Linked DNA regions of Homo sapiens: region 2 is linked to region 1. Evidence: chromatin loops called from intact Hi-C (ENCODE). Cell type or tissue: sigmoid colon. All regions are shown on one strand. Each heading gives the region's core, and the rest is flanking DNA. Links, peaks and the distances in the headings are about the cores only.

What was found. Hi-C counts contacts between places; a loop is a spot of excess contacts. Peaks named below come from ENCODE experiments on the same cell type or tissue, not always from the same donor. Only the 100,000 strongest peaks of a DNase experiment are listed, where the experiment ranks them.
Region 2: it touches region 1 in a loop (8-fold over the local background); 13 of 110 quality-filtered maps call a loop at or near these places.

The regions. Positions count from the first base shown.
Region 1 is chr3:139,420,915-139,433,595 of GRCh38, reverse strand. It overlaps COPB2-DT (COPB2 divergent transcript), which reads right to left. Exons shown (of 5, transcript NR_121609.1): 3 at 10,482-10,580. Among named protein-coding and RNA genes, the nearest start is that of COPB2-DT, 37 kb to the right of the region's middle. In sigmoid colon, for the core only: a CTCF peak has its summit at 5,856 (motif pointing left); no DNase peak of the experiment used is centred there.
Region 2 is chr3:140,729,906-140,742,586 of GRCh38, reverse strand. No RefSeq gene overlaps it. Among named protein-coding and RNA genes, the nearest start is that of TRIM42, 58 kb to the right of the region's middle. In sigmoid colon, for the core only: a CTCF peak has its summit at 5,332 (motif pointing right); a DNase peak (open chromatin) is centred at 5,283.

The sequences.
Region 1 (12,681 bases), core at 2,465-10,464:
TCCATGATTTTGTTCACTCCTTTTTTTTTTTTAACTGAGTAGCATTGCATTGTATAGACACAGTATAGTTTGTTTATCCATTCACCAGCTGATGGGCATTTGGGTTGCCTCAAAGTTTTTGGTTATTATGAATAAAGCTATAAACATTCCCATCCAAGTCTCTGTGGACATATATTTTCACTTCTCTTGAGTAAATACTTAGAAGTGGAATTGCTAAAAATTACATTAAGTATATGCTTAACTTTATAAGAAACTGCCAAACTGTTTACCAAAGTGGCCTTACTATTTTGCATTCCTGCCAACAGTGTATGAAAGTTCCAGCTGCTCCATATCTTTGTCAACACTTGGTCTTGTCTTTTAAATTTTAGTCATCTAATGAATATGTGGTGATGTTTCATTGTGGATTTTTTGTTGTTATTGTTTTTTTGTTGTTTTATTTAGTTTTTTTTTTTTGAGATGGAGTCTCTCTCTGTCTCCCAGGCTGGAGTGCAGTGGCGTGATCTCAGCTCACTGCAACCTCCACCTCCCAGGTTGAAGTAATTCTCCTGCCTCAGCCTCCCAAGTAGCTGGGACTACAGGTGTGTGCCAGCACACCTGGCTAATTTTTGTGTTTTTAGTACAGACAGAGTTTCACCATGTTTGCCAGGCTGTTCTCAAATTCCTGACCTCAGGTGATCTGCCCACCTTGGCCTCCTAAAGTGCTGGGATTACAGGCGTGAGCCACTGCACCCAGCCTTCACTGTGGTTCTAACTAATGATGTTGAGCAATTTTTTACGTATGTATTTGCCATCTGAATATGTTCTTTAGTGAAGTGTCTGTTCAAATCTTTTACCCATTTTTTAATTTGGGTTGCCTTCTTATTACTGAGTTGTAAGAATTCTTTCATATATTCTAGATATAAGTTCTTTGTTGGACATATATTTTGCAAACATTTTCTACCAGTCTAGAGCTTGCCTTCTCATTTTCTTAATGATGACTTTTGAAGACACTGTCTTTTGATGAACTCCAATTTAATAAATTTTTTATTTTATAACTCATCCTTTTTGTATCCTATTTTAGAAATCTTTGTCTAACCCAAGATCACTAAGACTTTTTCCCATCTTTTCTTCTATAAGCTTTACAGTTGGCTCTTACATTTAGGTCTATGATCTATTTAATTTTTATATGTTGTGTGACAAAAAGGTCAAGTTCTATACTTTTGCATAAAGATCTCCAATTACCAACCCTTCTATTTTTTGAGGCTCCCCATACACTTTAAAAACAAAGTAAGTTATGCCAAAACAGAATTTTTAAATATTGTGACATACTTTAAATGTTCACAGTTAATACATTAATTCTCTTAACCCAAAATTATGAAGGAACACTGATTGTATATTCAATCTCATTTGCTAAAATTATCTTACCATTTTTGGAGACAGAGCCCACCCCCACCTGCCCTGCAAGATCCCCAACTCTGCTTCCTTGAGGTAACTTTCTCTGCATTCTCCAATAGGGCTGAATTGCCTGCAGGGGCTCACAAGATGGCCCTTGGTACTTAACACAACAGCTACTGCTTGTGGTGGGCCTATTGCTTTACATGTAGGTGTTACACACAAAAATATTACATAACATGTACAAATGTAACATATGATTCTCACAACAAATAACATATTACTATCCTTATTTTACAGTTGAGGAAACTAGGCCCAGAAGTTTTAAGTGCTTTGCCCAAGACCACTAAATGAGGAAAAAGTAAAGAAGCTGGGACTTAAGCCCAGCTATGCAGGGGCTGGAGCCCTACTGTCCACACCTGACCATCTTCTACAGATCCAGGCTTAATACCCATTATACTGCTCCTGTGAGTTCCTGAACTCTGGGTTGTGTGACCATTTCAGTTGGATGGAACTGGCCTTTGTCATTTTTATGGAAATAAAAGAAGGGAGGTTTTCCTCAATAAATAGAGGATATAAAATAAGATTATAGGAATAATTTTTCCTCAGGCTTTTCATTTTAAAAAATTTCAAAGATACAGAATGCTGAAAGAGGAACACTTATATCATACATCTAGATTTAATAACTGTTAACATTTTGCCACATTTACTGTACTCAGTAGACTACACATTTTTCAGAATTATTTGAGAATAAGTTGCAGACATCAGTACACCTCACCCCTAAACACTTAAACACGTATCTCCTAAAAGCAAGGATATTCTCCTACAGAATGGTAATACCTAAGAAAGGGCAATACTTACATACTTTAGTCATACTAAATACTTTAATAATACTAATTATTAAATACTACTACAATAATAATACTACTAATAATAAAGTAATACTTAAGAAAATTAATAATTCCTAGTTTATAATATCCAGTTTAAATTCAAATATCCTTGATTGTCTCTAAAATGACTTTTTGAAAAGAAGCAGGATCCCATCAGAGATTGACACTTTGTCAATCTGTATAAGGACACCAGTCATAGTAGATTAGGGGTCCACCCTACCTCATTACAACCTCATCTTAACTAATAACATTTGCAATGACTCTATTTCTGAAGAAGCTCACACTCTGAGCTACTGGGGGTTAGGACTTAAACATGAATTTTGAAGAGGGACATAATTGAGCCCATAGCAACTGCAAGAGATTGATATTGTTATGTCTCTTTAGCCTCTTTTAATTGACAACATCCTCACTACTTTTGTTTTATGTTTTTATGACATTGACTTTTTAAACAGTACAGGGCTATTTTCTTGTAAATAGTCCATATTCTGGATGTGTCTCATTGTTTCCTAGCCTCCTAGCCTGTCAGTGACTGGCTGAGCCCAGGGAAGCAGAGCAGGGAGGAATTATGTGAATTTCATGGTAAATAAAAGTTGTGATGTGTGGAGAGGCAGAATGGTGCCTTGGCAGAGAGCAGGACAAGCATTCAGGAGACCTGGCTTCAAAGCCCAACCACTGCCTACCAGTTGTCTGCCTCCTTGGACTTCCCCACCAACCCACCATGCATAATGGGGGACAGGCCCAGGTGATGTACATGGTTAGCAAATACAGCCTTAGGGAAGGGCTCAAAAAAGGATAGGAGCCCATGAGAGAACACAACAGTAAAATTGAAGGCAACCCCATTGGCCAAAACCGGAATGAATTGAGAAATAAGTAAACAAGAAAAGTATTGCATTATAATTCATAAAATAAATATCCACGATTCCTTACTGATATAAAAATAAAAATTCCAAAAATAAATTGGGAAGAAGGGATAGTTCTTACTTACAGAAGAATTCCAATTAATAAATGTAGATGAAATGGGAAAATATTTTTAAAAGTCACCATTAGGCAAACACCACAGTAATAATTATTACAGGCAAAAATCTACCAATGGCTGCTCAAATTAGTATAAGAAATTTTGAGGAGAAACAAAATAGTTGCATAGTGTCAAATACGTCCTTCAAGATATTCACTAATTATGAAGAGAAAAATGGTAATTTTACAGTGAAGAAAGCCAGCAGATACTGCCTTCACCAAATGATCAAGGTTAATTATCACCAGTAATAAGACTTATTGACATCATGTACTCCCTGATCCATAGACTGAGGTCATATCACCGTTGTATGCCTGCCAAAAATGCATAACCTCAATTCAATAGTGAGAAAACATCAAGCAAACCCCGATTGACAGTTATTCTGCAATATAACTGACTTGCCTTATTTAAAAGTGGCAGGGTCACAAAAGACAAGGAAAGACTGGAAAGACTGAGGAAATGTCACAGATTAGAGGAGACCAAGGAGACATGGCAACTGAATGCGATGTGAGATCCAATCAATGAAAGAACTGGTGAAATTCACATTAGGCCTGTTGCTTGATTAATAGTAATTAATAACACTCATAACATCACTAATAGTACCCATGTTAATTTCATGGTTTTGATCACTGTATTATGGTTATTTAAGATGTTCCTTTAACATTTAGGGAAGCCAAGCAATGCATATATGAGTACTCACTGTACATTTTTTGCACCTTTTCTGTAAGTCAAAATTTGTTTCAAAAGAAAAAGTTAAAAAAAAAATAGCCACATGTGTAAGTAAAGTTGAAGGTCTCCTAGCCACTGTGGTCTGAAGGACACAGATGAAAGTCCCCTACCTTCAATGTTTTCCCCTCCAGCAGCCTGTCAAGACGCCTGAAATCCCACCATTCAAAACACATTACTTTCTTTTTCTTTTTTTTTTTTTTTGGAGACAGAGTCTCACTCTGCCTCCCAGACTGGAGTGCAATGGCGTGATCTCCGCTCACTGCAACCTCCGCCTCCCAGGTTCAAGCAATTCTCCTGCCTCAGCCCCCTGAGTAGCTAGTATTACAGGCGTCTGCCACTACGCCCGGCTAATTTTTGTATTTTTAGTAGAGACAGGGTTTCATTATGTTGGCTAGGCTGGTCTCGAACTCCTGACCTCAGGTAATCCATTACTTTCAACGAATATTTTGTGTTTCTGAAAGTCCAGAGAGTCACGTAATGTATTTATTGAGCACTTTCTATGTTCAGGGACCTACTAGGTACTAGGGATAGGTAGTGGATAAGGCAGACAGCACCTCTGCCCCACTAGAGCTTATATTCAGCTGTAGCCTCTTAGTACAATGTTAAGATGAGTTGGTTTGCTTCAATTCCTACAGAGGCCATAAACCAGGATCCTAAGAAGAGGTAAATTTGGGTAAGTGAAAGAGGGGAGGCTAAAGCTTAGAGCATACAGCTGCTGAAAGATTTAAGAACTAAGCGTGACACTGAGACAAGTAGGATGGTGCACGAGGAGAAATACAGTTTGAGGAGTTGAATACACATGAAAACTGAATTGAACCTAAAATAATAATAGCCAACCCCTGGAAAGCACTGGTTATGTGGCAGGTACTGTTCTCATGAATTTATATGTATGGTAACTCCTTAGACCCTCACGGCAGCCCTGTGGGGCAAGGTACTGTTATTATCCCCTTTTGCAGATAAAGGAGCTGAGGCGCTGAGGGTCGCACAGCTGGTACGTGCTGGATGGAGTTGGGCCATGGGCCTGGGTAGTTTGTCTCTAGAGACAGTACACCTCACACGCATGGACTGCTGCTGTTCCCAGAGCTGAGCGACAACACTTTGGCACAGAGAAGGAAGGAGAATGGCAAAGCCAAGATCAAGTCCTCGTATCTAGGTCTAAAGGAGAGAAGAAGAAGAGGAAGAGGAAGAGGAAGCCGAGTCTTGCTTTGTGTGAGTGCTACTATGTCTTAAGCAGGATACCCAGTGCTTTCCCTGTATTAGTATCTAAAATTCATGCTTCTGAGATACTGTCATTCTCATTTTACAGAGGAGGCTTAGAGAGATGAAGTATTTTGCCCAAGGTCACATAGTTCTAGTAACAGGTGAAGCCAGGATTTAGCTGATTTATGGAAAGCTTTAGATTTGGTTGCTCTCAGTCTCACCACTGGCCTAGCACTAAATAAGCATGTGTTTCTCTCTCCCTCTCTCTCTCTCTCTCTCTCTCTCTCTCTCTCTCTCTCTCTCTCTCTCCTCTCCCCCCACCTTCCCTCTTCCTCTCCCTCCCCCTCTCCTCTCACACACTAAAGTTAATTATTTAATGCCCGTAATATATATCTTGAGGATGGCATTTTGCAGCACTGAGCTTTAAACAGTACATGTTTAAATACATTTAATCCAATGAATATTTCAAGGTAATTAATCTCCACAGCGTGAGAGAATGTTCAGGTTTCCCAGCACATCAAAATACATCTGAATCAGCTGAGGAAATGATTTGCACACTCTGCAGTGGGTTGAGAAAGATTCACTTAAAGACTTTCAGATCTGACTCCCTGGTGTTAACGAGCAGAAAGGCTGCTAAAGAGAAGGATTAAGGCGCCTCCTAGTGGTTATATTTATGCAAGGAGAGAATATGGCTAACAACTATTGGGCAAGAGGACTACTTGTTTGAGTTGGCTGGGGTGGAAGAGTTTTGTTTTGTTTGTTTTTGTTTTTGTTTTTGGAGAGTACTATCCTGCAAATGTGTGCACATACACATATGTACACACATGCATAATTCACATAATTTTTGTGTATCAAATACACATCACCATGGTACGTGGCACCCGTGTTATATGCTACTGTTTTATGAGTGTGGGAGTATGGTGGAATAACAGTGGGTGAGAATTTGCATGGGTGCCTACCCACATGATTTTGCCTGGACTCTCTAACCCTTCTGCAGGTGTTGAGATGACTATATTTGTTGAAGATTTAGTTTGAGCCTATAGAACTCAATGGATGGAGTTAATTGGCCTGATTTCCAACTCATGACGTTAATAGTAGTAATAGCTGCCATCAACTGAAGGATTATAGCTGTGGCCATATATATGTGTGGGTTTCATATGCTATATCTATATATTACTATACATAGTTATAGTTATTACTATAATATATAATACAGTAATTATTACTATATTACTATAATAATAACTATATCTAGTAATATACAGATAGCTATATATACATATAAATGTGTATATATAATCCCATGTGATCCTCTTGTCAATCCTGTAAGAGATTAGTGTCATTAACCCACATCACTGATGAGAAAACTGAGGCTCAGAACTTGAGCAACTTTTCCAAAGTCACACAACTTGTCAAAACCAGGCCTGCTGATTCCTGAGTCCATGTTATTAACTTTATACTGCCTCTGCATCACATTTCACACGGCAATGAACTTGTGCTAGCAGTATCAAATCAACTAATATTTATTATTTACCTGCTAGAGGCAACCTACTAGTAAAAGACACTGTGCTTGGTACTGTTGAGGGAACACACACACACACACACACACACACAAATTATGATGCCTATCCTCAAAAATTTAATAGTTTTATTGAATAAGATAATAAAGATAATAAAGACTTTAAAATTTAAGTCTTTTTTGAAAAAAAAATATTTAAGGTGACAGAATAACCTTAGAAGATAGGGCATTAGACAACACTTATTTAATTGCCAAATAAATAAGAATTACCATGGGGAAGGTCAATTCAGCGGGTATTTGAGCTGGGTTTTGAAAGTTGAGTGAGCGAAAGGGGCAGGTAGTGCTTTCCTGAAAGGAGGCTACTCCAGAGAGCCATGAAACACGGTGAAGTAGCCAGAAAACACTGGGCTGGGGACCTGGAGCCCCAGAGACTCAGTCACAGGCCTGCTGAGGACACTTAGGCAAGGCATCGTTGCCTCTTTACACCTCAGTCTCACCATCTGTACCTTTAGGCAATTGGCCCCACTCAGAACCTCTTTGGCCTAAAATTCTACATTCCGTAAGTCTAGCAATTTGAACTGAGTCATAGTCCATAAAGGACTACAGAGTGTCAGGAAGTTTTATTAGTGGTGGAGTGGCTGAGCTGTCATTTCAACCTGCTCACCATCTGGAGGAAAAAGGGGCAATACCTCTCATCCACACTCATAAACATGCTGAAGGGTTCCTTTCATGGTTAATGGCAGCACACCCTCTGGCACATGCGGAAGGACCAAAGATATGCAGTACCATTACCTAGATGGTGGGTATGGCATTACATATCAAGATGTTTTTCCTAGCATCATGATTTGGTGCCTTACACACGTCACTGTGTAATAGAAAAAAGACGGTATCATTGGGAACCCGACCTGAAAAAACAGCCCATTTGTGTACTTTCCCATGAATGGTTTGTAGTTCTCCACATGCACATTCTCATTTTATCTCCAGACCTTGGAAAATGCTGCTATCTCTGCTTGGAACAAACATACACACTCATACTCATGCACACACTCCTGTGCACATATACCTTTATTCATAATATTCAGTGGCATTTATTAGGAGGTATGAATCCCAGATGATAGCTCAAGAGCACAAGCAACATACTTTATTTATAGGTTAATACAGAGCAGAGTCCCTATTCTGGTAGGTGGGAAGCAAATTTGGAGCATCTCTCTGTCCTCTTGATTACATCTAGATTCTGGGGCGGAATGAGGGGGAGCTTATGTAATGTCCTTGATGTTTCCTGTCCACACTAGCTGAGAGATCCCCTGAGCTATCTGTTAGGGAGTTCACTGTGGAGATGTTCCTTGTTCCCAGCTCTCAAGCTTTCTTAGTGGCTTCTGTGCCCAGTCCCTGGCACACAAAAAATTACTCTGCCATGCCCTGCCGTGCCACATATGGTGCCTTCTCTACTCCCTCATACACCCCTCACAGCCACTTCCATCCCTCTCTGGGTAATTCTAGCCCTCCTGGGCCTTTATGCAGGAAAAAGGCACATGGGCCTTTAGCTCTTGGGCTCCACAAATCTATTTGGTGCTTCTGTGGTCTTTTCCCCAGGGATATATCTAAAAACTCAAAAGGAGAAGACTCCTCTTCAGGACCAGCAGTAGCTTGACTTTCCTTCCCCACCCCTCCTTTCTCTAGGAATTCTTTCTGAATTTCAGAAGTTGGAAGCTTTCAGAAAGCTTCTTCGTGCAAGAGTTCAGTCCAATCAGGAGAATGCCCTAGGCAGGTTCATAATAAGGAACATACAATAAAATAACTGATCTCTGGAGGTGTCAAGATCATACAAAAGACAAAGAAAGACCCAGGAACAATTGGAGACTGTCAGAGAACAGGGAGAAATGACAATCAAATACAATGTGGTATGTTGAATAGTATCCTGGAACAACAAAAACCAAAAAAAAAAAAAAAATACATTAGTGGAGGCCAGGCGCTACGGTAGCTCATGCCTGTAATCCCAACACTTTGGGAGACCGAGGGGGGCGGATCACCTGAGGTCAGGAGTTTGAGACCAGCCTGGCCAACATGGCAAAACCCCATCTCTACTAAATACACAAAATTTAGCCAGGCATGATAGCACATGCCTATAGCCCCGACTACTCGGGAAGCTGAGACAGGAGAATCACTTGAACCTGGAGGCGGAGGTTGCAGTGAGCCAAGATCACGCGACTGCACTCCAGCCTTGGTTAATGGTATTGTGCCAATGTTAATTTCCCAGTTCTGATCATTGTTCTATGTTTACACAAGATGTTAACAATTGTGATAGTATAGGTGAAAAATATATAAAAACTCTGTACTATTTTGCAATTTTTCAGTAGCCACATGTTCATTGCTAGTACATAGCAATAAATTCATTTTCGTATGTTCATCTTGTATCCTACAAGTTTGCTAAACTCACTTATTAGTTTTTATGTAGATTACTTGGGATTTGCTGTATAGACTACCATGTCATTTGCAAACAGGGACAGCTTTATTTCTCCTCTCTAATATGTATGCTTTCTATTTCCTTTTATTGCTTTTTTGCTTGGGTTAAAACGCCTATCACTGTGTTGAATAAGAGTGATGAGAGTGGAGATCCTTGTCTCGTTCCTGATCATAGCGGGAAAGCACATATTGTGTCATTATTGTATTTTTCAGTTCTAAAATTTCCATTTGGTTCTTCTTTATATCTTTTATTTCTTTGCTGATACTTTCTTTTTACTTTTCTAAGACTTTTAACTTTTGTTTCAAGTATGTTCATTAATGGCTCATTGAAACACTTATGATGGCTGTTATAAAATCTTTGTCATATAATTCTAAAATTTCTGGCATCATGGTATTGACATCTATTGACTGTCTTTTTCATTCAATTTTAAATCTTCCTGGTTCTTGATGTGACAAGTGATTTTCAACAGAAACCTGATCGTTTCTATTGAAATGATCTTTATCTTATCTGAACCTTCTGTTTTAGCTGACTTCTTCTGACACACTGCTCCAGCAAGGTGGTAAGGGGTGGAAGGGCATCTCATTTTTGCCAGGAGTAGGTTCCCCGCTCATCCTCCATGGGCACTTGACAGGATAAGGGATTCTTTGCTACTGCTAGGTGGGATTAGAAGTTCCAGCTTCCCACAAGGCCTCTCTACTGAGACTTCCCTAGCTGGGAGGAGTAGGAGTACCTTATTACTATTCCCCACATGGCCCCTGCTGACGCCATGCAGGTGGCTGAGAGGGTGGCTTTCTTACTGCTAGGCCTTCTCTATACTAGTCCACTGGGATGATGGAGGAGCACCTCATTACTGATAGTTTAGGGAAGAAGTCCAGGCTTCCCACATGGTCTCCACTGACACTGTGGAAGGGTGGGTCTCGTTATCACCCAGTGGAGATTAAAGTCCCAACTCTCTACTTGGCCTTCTCTGGCACCACCCCAGTAGGGGAGTTGGGACAGTTCATCACAGCTAGGTGAGGGTGGACATTTAAGCTCATAACTTGGTCTTTGTTGGCATAAGTGGGGTGGAGCAGCATTTTTTTCCTTTGGTGCTTGGCTGGAGTACAGAAATTATTACAGTTATCGTCTAAAAGTTTTCTGCCTTGCTAGGCTGCCTTTTCCTGGTCCACTGGTTAATGAGAACAGGCTTTTATTTGGGCTACGTTTGTTTGTGTCCATTGGTGTTTCTATGTTGCTGACTTCTTCAGCTCCAAGTCTGGGAAATACAGTGCAAAAAAGAAAACCCAGGGAACTCACCATTGTGTCATTATTTGGGTTCTGAAGTCCCTAGATGGTCTTTTATGGTCTTTTATACTTATGGAGAGAAATAGGTGGAAATATGTCTCCTCCATGTTCCTGGAAGTGAAAGTAAAAAACTGATTTTACAAATTTGAAAACATCTTGAATCATTAGGAGTTCTCGAGTCTATGTCCTGAGTCCTTTCTTTCCCTACCCCCACTAGACTAGAAGGGACACCTTGTGTATCTGTTTTCACCAATATATCTTGTCCCTGCGGTACTAATTATAGAATAGCACCATAAATAAAAGGAGAGGGGGAGGGGAGTAAGAGCACAAACGGTATGTGGAAATATCAGGTGCCAAAAAATTAGGTTAATAGTTTTAAAAGATACCCTCATCTCAAATATATTATCTTTATATCCTTTGCAGCAATATGAGTTAGGTGTTATTATCATTTTACACTGAAAGACTGAGGTTGCTGAAGGTGGCAAACTTCTGTATGTCAAGAAGGCATGAAGAGATGAAACCAGCTAAGTCTATCCTTTTTATTAGGTAAGCAAAGGTTTTCCAGAACCCCTCACCAGCAGACTTCTACTTGCATCTCACTACTACAACAACGATGTCACATGGCCATCCCTCGCTGCAAGCAAATATGGAAGAGCTAGTGAATGTTTCAAGCGGATGGCAATGAGGAGAAGGTTCAGAATGGCTGTTGGATCCACCCCTCTTCAGTTTTGCCATAATCTGTAACTATTAATAAGGAGCCTCCTTCCTAGTCAGGTTGACCCAAATCTCTGGAAAGCCTACTGCACTTTTCAAAAGCATAGTCAATATGCTTTCATATTTGGAAACTTTAAAAATGGATAATATGTATAAAGAAAATTAAACTTAATATCTACTTGATGTCTGGAAACCTGTGAAAGATGTAGTGTTTAATATATGGGGCAGAATTTTCACATTTAACCAAAGGGGCATGAATTTAAACAGGTTAAAAAGCATTGTATTAAGAAGTGAGCACTGGCCGGGCGCAGTGGCTAACACCTATAATCCCAGCACTTTGGGAGGCCGAGGCGGGCAGATCACCTGAGGTCAGGAGTTCGAGACCAACCTGACCAACATGGTGAAACCTCATCTCTACTAAAAATGCAAAAATTAGCTGGGTGTGGTGGCAGGCGCCTGTAATCCCAGCTACTCGGGAAGCTGAGGTGAGAGAATCGCTTGAACCTGGGAGGCGGAGGTTGCAGTGAGCCAAGATTGTGCCAGTGCACTCCAGCCTGAGCAAGAAGAGAGAAACTCTGTTTAAAAAAAAAAAAAAAAAGTGAGCACCATGGGCACTATTAAGAGGCACTACCCAATACCCTAAGGTTACAGGAACTCCACTGGCCACATACAAAGATAAGCTGACTACCGTCTTTGTCAGCTGCAACTTATCTATTGAAGAAGGCCATGTTCTCTGGACCTGTTGAGTGTCAAGCTGCAAGGTGTCATAAATAGTTTGGTGGCCCTGTTAGTGTTAGCTGTTCTTAAAGTGACAAGGAGATCCACAGGGGTAGGGAGAGAGGAAGACACATGCTGTCAGCCACAGCCAGGGCTAAATGCCTTGCTGGCAGCATTTTCCTTCAGGGTTAACCAGCACACAGAGTAGCCAAGCTCAGGTAATTTTAGGAAAAGATCTTCCACTCCACATGATTGCTAATTGCCTACAAAGCAAAGCACAGTAGAAATAGCAGGCAGATATGAAACTCCAAATGTTGGTGATAACTGTATTTAATCTCTCCTAAAGGAACACTAAAGAGACTTTAATACTTTTGTTGGGGGGGAAATCCAACGTGTGAAAAGAGAAACAGCAATTGCTGACAGAGTCACTTTCCACCTGAAGGAACTGTGCCAAAATCAATTTCTAATAGGAGGGAAGGGTAATGAGAGTGCATTGTGGATTACAGTCACATTCTACATCTCTAAAAGCTTCTCTGGACAGACTGTAAATTACATTGACCTTAAAGAAAATGTTCACACTTTGGTTTTTATGAACATTCCACCTGGATAGTGTGACCTGGCTTTAGATAAAATAAGAAATAAACCAAGAAACCAACAGCCATACAGAGCCAGCAGTCAGAACTGGTTTGATTATTGATTCTGACTGTTTTCTTCCTGCCCATATATCTAGAGAGCAAAGAGCATTATTTCCATAAATGATATCCAAACCCAGGTCCAATTT
Region 2 (12,681 bases), core at 1,473-9,472, 1.3 Mb before region 1:
CCAAGTTTTAGGTATTAAAGCAGATTATCCAGTATAAATAAGACCCAATTCTTCCCAAGTTGCTCACACCTAGTGGGGGAGACAGACACAAAATGCGTGTGTATTGTTAATTTTGTGTGTCAGTTTTACTGGGTTGTGGTGCCCAGACATTGGGTCAAACATTATTCTCGGTGTGCCTGTGAGGGTGTTTTTGGGTGAGATTAACATTTAAATTTACAGAATGATTAAAGCAGATTGCTCTCATGAATGTGGTGGGCCCCATCCAATCAGTTGAAGGCCTGAATAGAACAAAAAGGCTGATTAAGAGGAAAGTCCTCTTGCTTGACTGCTGAGCTGGGACATTGGTTCCTTCTTTACTTAGGGCAGAAACAATGGCTTTCCTGGGTCTCAAGCCTGCTGACTGCAGACCTTGTGACTTGTCAGCCTCCATAATCATGTGAACTAATTCCTTGTAATAAATCTCTCTCTTTCTCCCATCCGCCCCTTTCTTACACACACACACACACACACACACACACACACACACACACACACACACATACCCTATTGCTTCTGTTTCTCTTGAGAACCCTGACTAATACAGCACAGTTATGAAGCAGAGTGGCCAGCTAGTGGTGGAGGCATCAATGCTCTGTCACGAAGGCTCTACCAACACAGAAAAGTGGGCCTTTGATCCCAGTCTGGGAGACCTCAGGGCACATGGAACTCCTTCCTTGCATCAGCAGCCTCCATAAGGGCCACACTTCTCTGGCCTGGTAAATTCCAGGGGCCATGGCTTCCATAATGTCTAAAGCTTTCAAAGATATTGGCAGATGCATGGACTTGTGCACTCAGTAAATGTGCCTTGAATACCCTTTGTGGGATGGATCCTGTTCTAGGAATACAGTCTTGAGGAATGCAGATTCAGAAGCCCCTCCTCCTATGAGACCTATGGTATAGCAGAGATGGGAGACTAGTCAATAAGAAAATAGTAATAAGTTCCATGAAGACAATCAGTTAGGCATTGTGTTGACTTCTTGAGTTAGGTGAGAATCACATTCCAGGCAGTGAGAAGAGCCAGGGTAAAGATGAATACAGAAAGGAGGATGATGGAGCTGGACCTGCTGAGCATGGGCAGGATGGTCTAAGGTGAGACCAGAGAGCTGGGCTGGGCCCCTGACCATGGAAAAGAGCTTGGATTTTATTCCAAGTGTGAAGGAAAGTCTGGAGAGTTTGGAGTAGAATATTGTGATCTGATTTATAATGAAATAAAATGTCCCTCTGTTGCAGTTGTCTAGACAAGAGGTGATGGTGACCAGGACTAGGTGGAGACAAAAAAAGAGGGACAGGCATGGGCAGGCTTGGGATATATTTTGGAGGTAAAATTGATTAGAATTGCTGATGAATATTGGGGAAAGGAAAAAGGAGAATGGACTTGAGGAAGAAGCCCTAATCTAGGAAGCGGTGATCTGGCTGTCTCTGAGGTCAGCAGAGGCCCCAGATTGGAATTGGCAAGGGCACTGGCCACAGAGAGGGCAAGGCCAATAGGTTTTGAGCTGAGGCCTGTCATGCCACTTTCTTTAGTTCATCTGAGCATCGAGTTAACAGTTTCTAGTCTCTTCCTTAGTTATCCCATTACCTGGACCAGAGCTGTCTCTGGAAACACTTTAGATCACCAAGGAAACGTGGGGCTATCTTCTGCTTCTCTTATCTTGTCTTAAGACCTACGTACGCCTCTGCTTCCCTGAGAGGGGATGCTGCTCAGTTCCTGGGCCTCTCAGGTTCTGGGCAGAGGTCACTGCATGCCCTTGGGAGAGCTGCCCATAGGACACACTGTTCCCCTAATGTGTTAGGCTCTTCATACCTCTGCCCCATCATGCTGCACTCTGTGCCTGGAAGGCCTTTCCCCTCCTCTGAAGACTGACTCCAACATCATGCAGCAGCCCTTTCTGACAGCTGCTCCCACTCCAGGCCTCTCCTCCTTGTATCCACAGCCTCTTGGTACATGTAATAATTGTCCCTTAACTGAAGAGTCCTCCTGCATGAGCTGGTGGATTTCCAGAGGGCAGGAACCATGTCTAACTTATCCAGCCCACAGCCCAGGGGGCTCAATCATTGTTTGGATGGAAACAGCAAAAAGAATCCCATTGTTGGGTACAGCAGTAGTGGGCTGGGGGAGAACAACTTGACTTTTCCAGAGATGTCTGGCTTCTCTTCCATAAACCATGCTTCATGTACCAGCAGCACAGATGATAATAGACTCCAGCTTTATCTTCATTTCTCTGATTAGGAAGATCTACTTTTGAGTTAAGGTTGTAAATGAGGTGCTGTGACTGCTTCTTGAATAAAAGACCAAAATTTGCTTGAACTTAGGTGATAAGTGTTTTACTTTTACGACATGTTTGGCATTATGTTCAAAGCAGAATACATTAGACGTTCTTATAATACAGGCTCAGTGTTGGGCTAAAATTCAAATGTGCTCGCACAAATGGGAAAAAGTCTGGAGGCTTTAATCACAGCTTGTGATTCAGCCTGATTGACAGTGTTTCCATTTTAAAAAGTCTCTGTTTTTCATGTGAAATGAATGACTCTTTTTTCATTTTGTTCCTTTAATAGGAAATGTTCTCATCGTGGAATGAAATCTCTACAAGCATCCCATTAAATACTAAAATGTTACTGCTGTGTCTGAGTGAAATTACCATCCAGGGGAGGCATCGGATTGTAGGTGTACAATGCTAGAGTATGTTTTCCCAACTTGCTGAGCTTGGAGGCAATTTGTTCATCTGAGAACACATGCACTCAGCATCCTTGTCCTTCCTCTCCTTCAAGTGAAACCTTGTTTGCACATTAGCTGGGCCTTTTCTGGATGTCAGCTCTGGCAACTCCATTCCGTCTACTTCAAGTGAAGAAGGACTTGGTGGGAAAAATCTCAGAGTGAGTTTCTGAATCCAATCCCAGAGAAAAAGCCAGGCAGCAGGACCAGAGGTGGCGTGGAGTGCCACCCCAAGCCAGTGAGCCTTTACTTTCTTTCACTTATCCATGTTTTCTCTGCCCCTCTGACTTACAGTAGTCCAACCATCTTTGCTGCACAGTTCTCACAGTGGAACAGGGTCATTGCTACCACTCCCAAATTTGCCTGCACCAAACCAGCCACTCAGAGAGAGTCTGACCCCCTTCTCAGTCTTAAATGCAGTGCCCTTCCTTGAACCAGTCTCTAATAGCCACACATGGGTCACATTATCCAATGGAGCTTCTGCTACAACCCTGAGATTGGATGAGGGAGGGTCATTTCCTAGGAAAGCAGTAGGAAGAATGTAATCCAGGCTGCACCCATTACATTGCTAACAAGGACCCAGATCCACTCTACAACAGAGAACAAGCTTAGTGAAGCCTACCATGCTGGAATTCACATTCTGACAATGAAGCCCATAAAGACCTACTGGTGGACAAGGGGTTACACAGGACAGAGAACATGTATTTCTGATTCTATGTGGAGCTGTGACCACATGTAAATCCCAGATGCTTGCCATCACATTCTTAGGGCTTGTGCAGTTGATTTGTCTTGGCAGAGGGGCAGGGGGAGATGTCGCCACTCCTCCCAAGCCGTTTCCTTTCTCTCCCTCAGACTGGACCCTCACTAGGGGATATTTGCCACAGACCAGGAGCCTCCAGCCTCACTGATAAAGTTGCTGACCCTCAAAAACATGGCTTCTATACATCTTCTAGATGCGGTATTGGGACTGAGAAAGGCAATTTGCTAAGGTCCCACAGAGAGGAAGAAGGGACTGGGATTGGCATTCGCATATTCTTATATCTAAGGCCTATGTTTATTCCATAATACCACACTGTTCCCAGGGACAATGGATAGAAAATAGTCCTATTGTGAGAAAGGATGTAGACGTGCATGGATGGACCAGGTATCTGCTGGGATTTCCAGCTGCTAGGACCTCACGCTGGCTTAGAATCCCATTCTATGCCTCGTGGAAGCTCACAGACCTCCAGCAGATATTGTTAATTTCTCAGGGGCTTATGTGCCCACTGTTCTGTCATGGGTCAGGTTCTTGGGCCTGTGGGTGCTTTTTCCATATGGCATAGCATTGACCCAGACATGCAGACACCTTCCTTTTATTAGGTAATTCTCTGACCCTCAGGTTTTGTCAATGTGAGTGTAGCAGCCTTCCTGAGGATTTAGAAGTTTCCTTCTGATGATGCAGACAGTCTACGTTTGAATTAGTCCCACACTTTATCTTTTGGTCACCACATTCAGCGACATTTCCACTCACTCTACTCCACAGAGTCCTGTTCCTGCTCACCATCCCCAGAATTCACCTCTATTTCCTACTTTTTCTTGAGTTTCAGGGTAAAACATATTTTCTCATGCCTAAGAGCTGCTAGATCTAAATCTTCTTGCTATTTTCAGCCTCTCTTAGAACTCCTGGGTGGAACAAGAGCTTCTGTTCATGAAAAGCTTCCTTCATCTCTGCCCTGTGAGCTGCTGTCTCTCTTTTCCCCAGGTCCAGACTTGCTTGCCTACCTGTAGTTGCTGCTGCAGTTTGCAGCCACTCACATCAGTATCTGCTGTTGGAGATCATTTTTCTCTGACAGCATTGGCTTGGCCCTCCCTGCTTGGGGCCTCCAGAACAGCCATCCTTGAGGAGAGAGAGAAGGCATTTCTTTTAAGAGGAGCAGCCAAGAAAAAGTGTGGTGGCAGAACTGACTGAGGGGTGTGCAAGGAACAGTGGGGACTGGGGCTGAGGGACCTGTTGTGTTGAGGGACGTGAGATGGTAGATGCCACAGGGCCCGGCTAGTCTGGAGGGGCTCCATGGTCTATGCAGGGGATAATGGAAGGACTTGTCTTTAGCTTTGGGCCATGCATGGAAAGTAAGGGCTAATTCTTAGGCAAATTTTTGTCTTCAGCCCTAAGCATAGTATCTGGGTCATAGAGGCAAATGATAAATACATGCTAAATAAATGAATAAGCACAGGAACAGGTTTTGTCAACTGTGAAAGAGATTTAAGGCATTAGGGGTTAGGTGGATCCAAGAGGCCATTTTGTAATCCATGGAATCCCACTCTGTAGACATCTACCTTAAGGTCAGCTCTGGGTTAAAAAAGGGCTGTCTCTGCTCCCCACTGGGCAATCCCTGGGGACCAGAGCTGACTGAGCCCACAGGACCTGGACTGGTGAGGCCCATCAGCCTGCAAGCCCCTGAGGGAGTTAGCCTGCTTTATTCAGCATTGTATCTCCAGCCCCAGCACACATGGGGCTTTAGGAGTTCGTGAAATGTGCCCCAAAGGAAATTCTTCCAAATAGAGACTGTTGTGGCCACCGGGTGGTGCCATTGTTCCAGCCGAAGCCCACAGAGCCTACTGGGAAGACCACATTGTTTGGAACTTTGAGTTGAATCCAAGGTTCTTCAACATATCTCTCAGGCTCTAATCTCAATGCAGTATATTCTCATCCCATAACAAGGGGATTAACAACACAATTGTAGTTAATTTGAATTGAGAAAATCTATTTCAGAAAGCAAAATTCCAAGACCATTCTTTCTCTCAGCCAGCCAAGAAGGGCCCAACTTGTTGATAGGGGAAGGTTCTGCACAAACTGGCAAATCGGCTTGCAGGCTGAACTTCCTACACAGCTCACTACTGTGCTGATTCACAGAACTGCAGAACTCACTAAGCATTCCGGCCCCTGTGCACTATCTTGGTACCCATCATAAAGGCAGCTGGAGACAAATACAGGAAGGATCCTCAACCTAAATTCCCATCACTCCTTCCACAGCACTCTTTGCTCGCAAGCTCTTGGTGTAGGATGCGTCTCTACTCTTCTCCATATGTTCATATCCTACCTTTCCTTTAACGTTAATTTCCCAAAGAGGACTTTTGTGTGCCCCCTGCTCCTAAAACCAAAACCTTCTCTGAATCCTGGAAGCACTCTGACCAAATGGGCTCTGAGAAGCAGCACTGTGACCCACATTTTTCTGTACCTGTTGTTTCTTGACTCATGATTAAGGTGGTAATTCCCTTTAGGACAAACTTCATTTTTTGAGTTTGTTGTGTTCCTGCACACAAAAAGCACTCAGTAGATATTTATGGATGTTGAACAGCAAAGTAAAACATACTGCTTCATATTCAAAGGGCTGAGAGATGTTTAATAGCTAAACATAAAAAGAGAGAGTTCCGTGGGTCATTACTCTTGTTCTCAGATAGCTATAGATTATGATTTTAGATTATAATCTGTACACTAGCAGTATGACTTTGTATTATATTATTATTAGAAATAATATTAATAATAAGTGCATTTATTGAGTGCCTAATATATAGTAGTCACTGTGCTGTGCATTTTACATATGTACCTAATTTTTTTCTCAACAACCCTGGGAGGCATTATTTCCATTTTCCACAGGGGGAAGAGTAAGGCTCAGGAAGATTAAGTAAACTGTTCAAGTTTCTAAGTTAATGCTGGCTGAGCTCTGTGGAGTTGACTGTGGGGTTCGAAAACCCAAGCTGCTTTTCAGAATCCTTGTCCATAGGGACCAGGTCCCATAGTGGGTGTTGGGGTCATGCAAAGCTACACTTAATTAGATCCGACTCTTAAAGAGCTCACGGGCACAGAGAACACTATGGCTGGAGGAGCAGCAGCCTAGGGTGATGGCCAGAAACAATGCATCTTGGAACTTTTACAGAAGTGAATCCCTCAAATTGTCCTTCAGTAGGAACCAGACAAATCTCAAAGTACAATATACTTGCCTAGTAGAGCATGTGCAAGGAAAGTGTATCATTGCTTATATGGTATGATTTGGAGGCCACCTGGGAGACTTTCCTATCCCCAAATACCTTCCTTTCTTGCCTGTTATGATGCCCTGAATGTCACCAATAGTTCTTATTTCCTTTGAGTTTTAAGTGTTTTTACATTTCTCAACATTCTTCATGACCTATCCAACCTGGTAAGAGATGAGTTGAGAGCCATTTGGAGAAGGATGAGTGCTTGGAAGTGGCAGGGGACTGGGCTTGCTTTGGCTGTTGGCTTCTCCTGCCATGGTTGGTGATGAGGCCAGCATGCAGGCCAAAAATCTGTTAAACAAACATAGCAGGTATTGCTAGCAATAAAGATGGAGGAGAGAACTGTAATCCCAGCACTTTGGGAGGCCAAAGCAGGTGGATCACGACGTCAGGAGATCAAGACCATCCTGGTTAACATGGTGAAATCCTATCTCTACTAAAAATGAAAAAATTAGCCAGACATGGTGGTGGGAGCCTGTAGTCCCAGCTACTCGGGAGGCTGAGGCAGGAGAATGGGGTGAACACAGGAGTTGGAGCTTGCAGTGAGCCGATATCGCAACACTGAACTCCAGCCCGGGCAATAGAGTGAGACTCGGTCTCAAATAAATAAATAAAAGATGGAGGAGAGAAGACATGTCTTCAGAAAAATCTTTACTCAGCTGAAGATGCCTGCAAAAGAAATGCATTTTTAGGGATGGAAATTTCTGGCTTGACACTGAGTATTTCCTTGGCGAGAAAAAAGCTAAAAGGGCCAAATTGGCTGTCTACATGAACAGTAGGAAGCTCCCAGTCAATCTCTGATGCTGGCAATCCCTTCTTCAGAGGACAAGGATTTTCATCCTACTATTAAAAATTAAGCTAAGGGTGAAAGCCCTTGTATATTAGTCCATTCTCACACTGTTATAAAGATACTACCTGAGACTGGGTAATTTATAAAGGAAGGAAGTTTAATTGGCTCACAGTTCTGCATGGCTAGGGAGGCCTCAGGAAACTTACAGTCATGGTGGAAGGCAAAGGGGGAGCAAGGCACATCTTATATGGCAGCAAGAGAGAAAGAGAGAGTGCAAAGGGGAAACTGCCAAAAACTTTTAAAACCATCAGCTCTTATGAGAACTCCCTCACTATCATGAGAACAGCATGGGGAAAACTGCCCCCATGATCCAATCACCTCCCACCAGGTCCCTTCCTCGACATGTGGGGATTACAATTTGAGATGAGAACTAAACCATATCACCTTGGAAGAATAAATTGCTAATTTTTCTCTCTCTTGGGAATTGATTGATGTGGAGAAAAAGAAGAGGATTAAAATGTGAGGGCATTGAGCACCTGGGGGGGCAGGTGTGGCAAGATAGGTCAGGGCATCAGGGATGCCTTCGGAGTTTGCTGATTTCATAAATGTGTTATGAGTTGGTCTAAAGTGCATGTGACTGAAAATGCTGTACGCTTGAGAATTTAATAGTTTTCTGGGTTACTTTTCTAGAGTGGCTGTGGTGGGTTGAATAATAGTCTTCAAAGATATCCAGGCCCTACTCCCTGGAATTTGTTAATGTTACCTTATATAGAAAAAGGGACTTTGTGGATGTGCTTAAATTAAGGATCTTGAGAAGGGAAGATTTTTCTGGATTATCTAGGTGGCTGCTAAATGTAGTAAGAAAAATTACTGATAAGAGGAAGGGAAAGAGAAATTGGGCTACAGACAGAAGAGAAGAAGGCCATGTGATGAAAGCAGAGGGAATTGGAGTCAGAAGCAGAGAGAGAAGCTGCTGGCTTTGAAGTTGGAGGAAGGGGCCATGAGCCAGCCGAGATATGCGAAAAATGCAGCTGCAGGGACTGGAAAAGTCAAGGAAAGAGACTTTCCCCTAGAGTCTCTGAAGGGAGTACAGCCCTGCTAACACCTTGGTTTTGACTGTTTACCATTTTGGACTTCTGACTTTTAGGACTGTAAGAGAATACATGTGCATTGTTGTAAGCCATCACATTTGTAGCAATTTGTTACAGCAGCCATAGGAAGCTAATACATGGGTGGTTTGGCTTGAATATTTGTGAGTGTGATCCATTTTTTGTCCTGTTCATTTCTTCTGCCATGTGAAGATATAGCAGTTTTCCTCTCCAGAATATGCAGCAACAAGGTGCCATCTTGTAGCAGACGGAACAAGCCATCACTAGCCCCTGAATCTGCAGGCACCTTGATCTTGGAATTCCCAGCCTCCAGAATTGTGAGAAATTTATATTGTTTATAAATTACCTGGTCTCCGGTATTTTGTTGTAGCAACCAGAACAGACTAAGACTAAGACAATGGGCTAAGATGAAAATTTTTATCCATGGGATCCTACCTTTAAGGAGCTTTCAATTTCTGACAATTGTGGGTCAATTTCTGAGATAAGACCAACAGGAATCTTTGAGTGCTAACTGTGCACAATATTATTTCCTTTCACCTTTAGTTAGCAGTGGTGTGAAGCAGTGGGAAGTAAATGGGTTTATGCTCAGAGAGACCTGAGTCTAGACCTCTTGCTACGACTTATCAACTGATTGACCTTGAGAGTGTTATTTGAGCTCTTGAGTTTCAGTGGCCACATCATAAAATAGAGCTAAAAATGTAGGCTACTGTGGACATAATGATATAAGGGCTGTAATAAAATCACAACTAGCTCAGTGCCTAGTACAGTAGTATTAAATCTCTCCTCTTTCTCCCCATAGATATACAAGGTATCAATGGTTCACAGTAACTGGGGACATAATTGTGAGTTAGTAAAAAATCTAAATTTGAGGCAATTTTGGGTAAAAAAAACTCCATCTTACAGATGGGGAAATAGATTTAGAGAAATTATATGATTTGTTTAGGGTCATACTACAAGTCAGAGCCTGACTGTAGCTCTGGTCCTGCCACTCAAGTGCTCCTTACTGTTAGTGAGAGTTACTGTGATATGATCTAACACGCTTTTCTTGGATTGTCAGTGACCACAACCCATGATTAGTTCTTTGGCTTTTGGCATTCCTCCTTCTCACAGGTTGGGGGAGACTGAGTTGGGGATTAGGCACAGATAGAGAAATGAAAAAACAATTTTTTTCTAAATGGACTTGGCATGGACTTTATTGACATTAGGTAAATGGAGTCTGCTTTTTAGCAATGTTATGCACTGCGGCATAAGGGATGATGGTGTCTAGAAACAGTCCTGATGATGCTGAAACAGCAAATGCTTCATTTTCCTTGACCATAGCTGAGTTCCTTTATGCAGACCAAAAAGAAGAGGAAGAAGAAAGAGGAGGAGAAGGAGAAGGAGGAGAAGGAGGAAAATATAAAGCAAAACTCAAATCCTGTGGGATTTAAACTGGTGTGCATACTCTACATGTATGTACATACATGACTAAGGAGGTGAGCGTGTGCATGCCTGTGCCCATGTGAGCTGGCATATGCACCATGCCCTCTGTTAGCTCAGACTAGAAAGCCTCAGAAAGCAGAGCCCAACACAAGGGTTTTGTGCCAATGATTTGTTTTGGGAAGTGAATCCAGGGAACAGGAGTGGGGAACTGAGAGTTGGGAAACAGAGAAGGTGGGACCGCCAATCCAAGGATGCGTCATCGAGCTGGTCACTGCCATGGATGGCTGGGCTCAGCCCCACTGGAACCCTCTGTGGCGCTGTCCAGGATGTGCCTGGGAATGGCCCACTTGAAGACGGGAGAGGCAGTCGTTATCTGGGGGCGTTCACAACTTTCGCCCTTTTAGGCTTCCTCATGATTCAGAGTGGCTGACCACTTTGCCATGGGCATTTCACAGGCAAGGAGTAAAGAAGCCTGGGGACAGCAAGGAGAGAGAGAGTGGGGGAGCTCTAGCAGTCGGGGACGCAGGACTCTCTGGTTACATTTGCTTACAGTTGGTGTCTTCAGTAAAGGATGTGGTAACAGGGCAGGTAAAGAGGATGTGAGATGAGGCACAAGAGGTGTCTGATACATCCTCCTACCAGAAGATTCCTCTTTTGTGTTGAAACTTCAATCCTGTGGTATTATTCAAAGTATCTTCCACATGTTGAAGACCACAAGTAGAGACCTGATGGATTTTGTTTATGCTTAGGGAATTATTTAGAATTTTCCTAACTGAGGGCAAATAAAAGGAGTGACATTGGCCAAGGATCTATGATGCATCCTAGACTGCGCTAGAAGGAGGCGTGAGGGGATGAATATAACATGAGTTGCTGTCTTTAAGAAAGTGTCATAACAGAGTAGGGGTGTTGCTGACTTGTGACAATCAAATGAAAGTTAAAATTTCAGCTCCTCATCTTATTAGCTGTATGGACCTAGGATCACAACACCACTTCTCTGAGCCTCAGTTTCCTCATTGGTGAAATGAGAAAAATAATTACTTCTTTAGAGATATAATATAATAATTGAATGATGCAATGAATGTAAACTGCTTAGCCCAGTCCCTGGCACATTATATGTGTTTAAAATGGTGGTAATAAGAAGCAAGTGGGACGATATCAGCACATAGATGATTTCTGTGTATCCTGTTAAGGTCTATGTTAAAGAGAAGCAGAGTGAAGGGTGAGTGAAGGCTTTCTGAAGAAGCTTACTTCAAGATAAATAGTTGAAATAATAATACAACAAAAGATGAAATGAAATCGGTACTTTTGAGAAACGATTAGAACTAGTAGCAAATTGAAAAGTCTGAATGCTTAGGAGTAAGCCTAACAAAAGAGGGACGTGATCCACATGAGACAAAGTTTAAGGTAACAGATATACCATGTTTCTAGATGGGAAGAGACAACATTTAAAAGACGATAATTCTCAAATTATTTTATAAATTCAGTAATATGCATCCATTTTTGGCGTAAGATTCATTGCTACCTCATTTTTTTTTTTTTGAGACGGAGTCTCACTCTGTTGCCCAGGCTGGAGTGCAGTGGCAGAAGCTCAGCTCACTGCAACCTCCGACTCCCAGGTTCAAGCGATTCTCCTGCCTCAGCCTCCCCAGTAGCTGGGATTACAGGCACCTGCCACCGTGCCCGGCTGATTGCTACCTCATTATTGAAAAAGAAATTTGTCAGTATCTGTCGCATCACACCTTTTGACCTAGCAAATTCATTTCTAGGAATCTATTCTTTAGCAATACTTTAATGAGCATAAACCTGTCCAAGGCTCATTGTAATAGTCTGTATTAGTAGAACGTTGGAACCTGTCTGTTCTTTAAGGAACGATTGTATTGTATTACGGAAAGAAATGTAATGTAATGGCAAGCAAGACTTTTGTCAGCCTATGTGTATTGACAGGGAGATTTTCTAAGGCATTGAGTCACAGAATAATAGGTAGAGTATGATTCCAATTATGTAGAAAATGTAGTATGAGTGTATGTATGTGAATGAAGAAATATGAGCCTGGATGGGCACCAATTTTCCTGGAAATTGAGCGAGGTTAAATGGAGGCTTGATTTTGTTTTTCAAATGAAAGGAAATTGTGTTAGTTAATGTTTTAAAAAGGTGAAAAAGTAACAGATATATTAAATGACACTCCTAAATTCATGAAAATAGCATAGTCATCAAGTAAAAACCTAAATGGGGTTATTCATTTCTATTTTTCTTGACTTATGGCTCAGTATTTAAAATACAGCTTTTACTCATGATCATTAAATATTGATTTTTCCAGTTTTTAAAGTACTTTCAGGTTAATTTCCCTATTCATGTAAAAATCAGTGTTTGGATGACTTACCAAAGTTTTATGTTCTTTTTTTATTCCTTCATCCTCCATAATTGTTTTTCCTTTTTCCATATATTTATACTTGAATACATTCTTGATTTTTACATTTTACTTTACATCCTGCTATGCTGTTTAGATGTGTTACATGACCTCTTAGTTATACCCGTGACATCTGCGAGTCTTTTTCTTAGCTGATAGAGCCCACACTTAAAATTTGGGGGTGTCA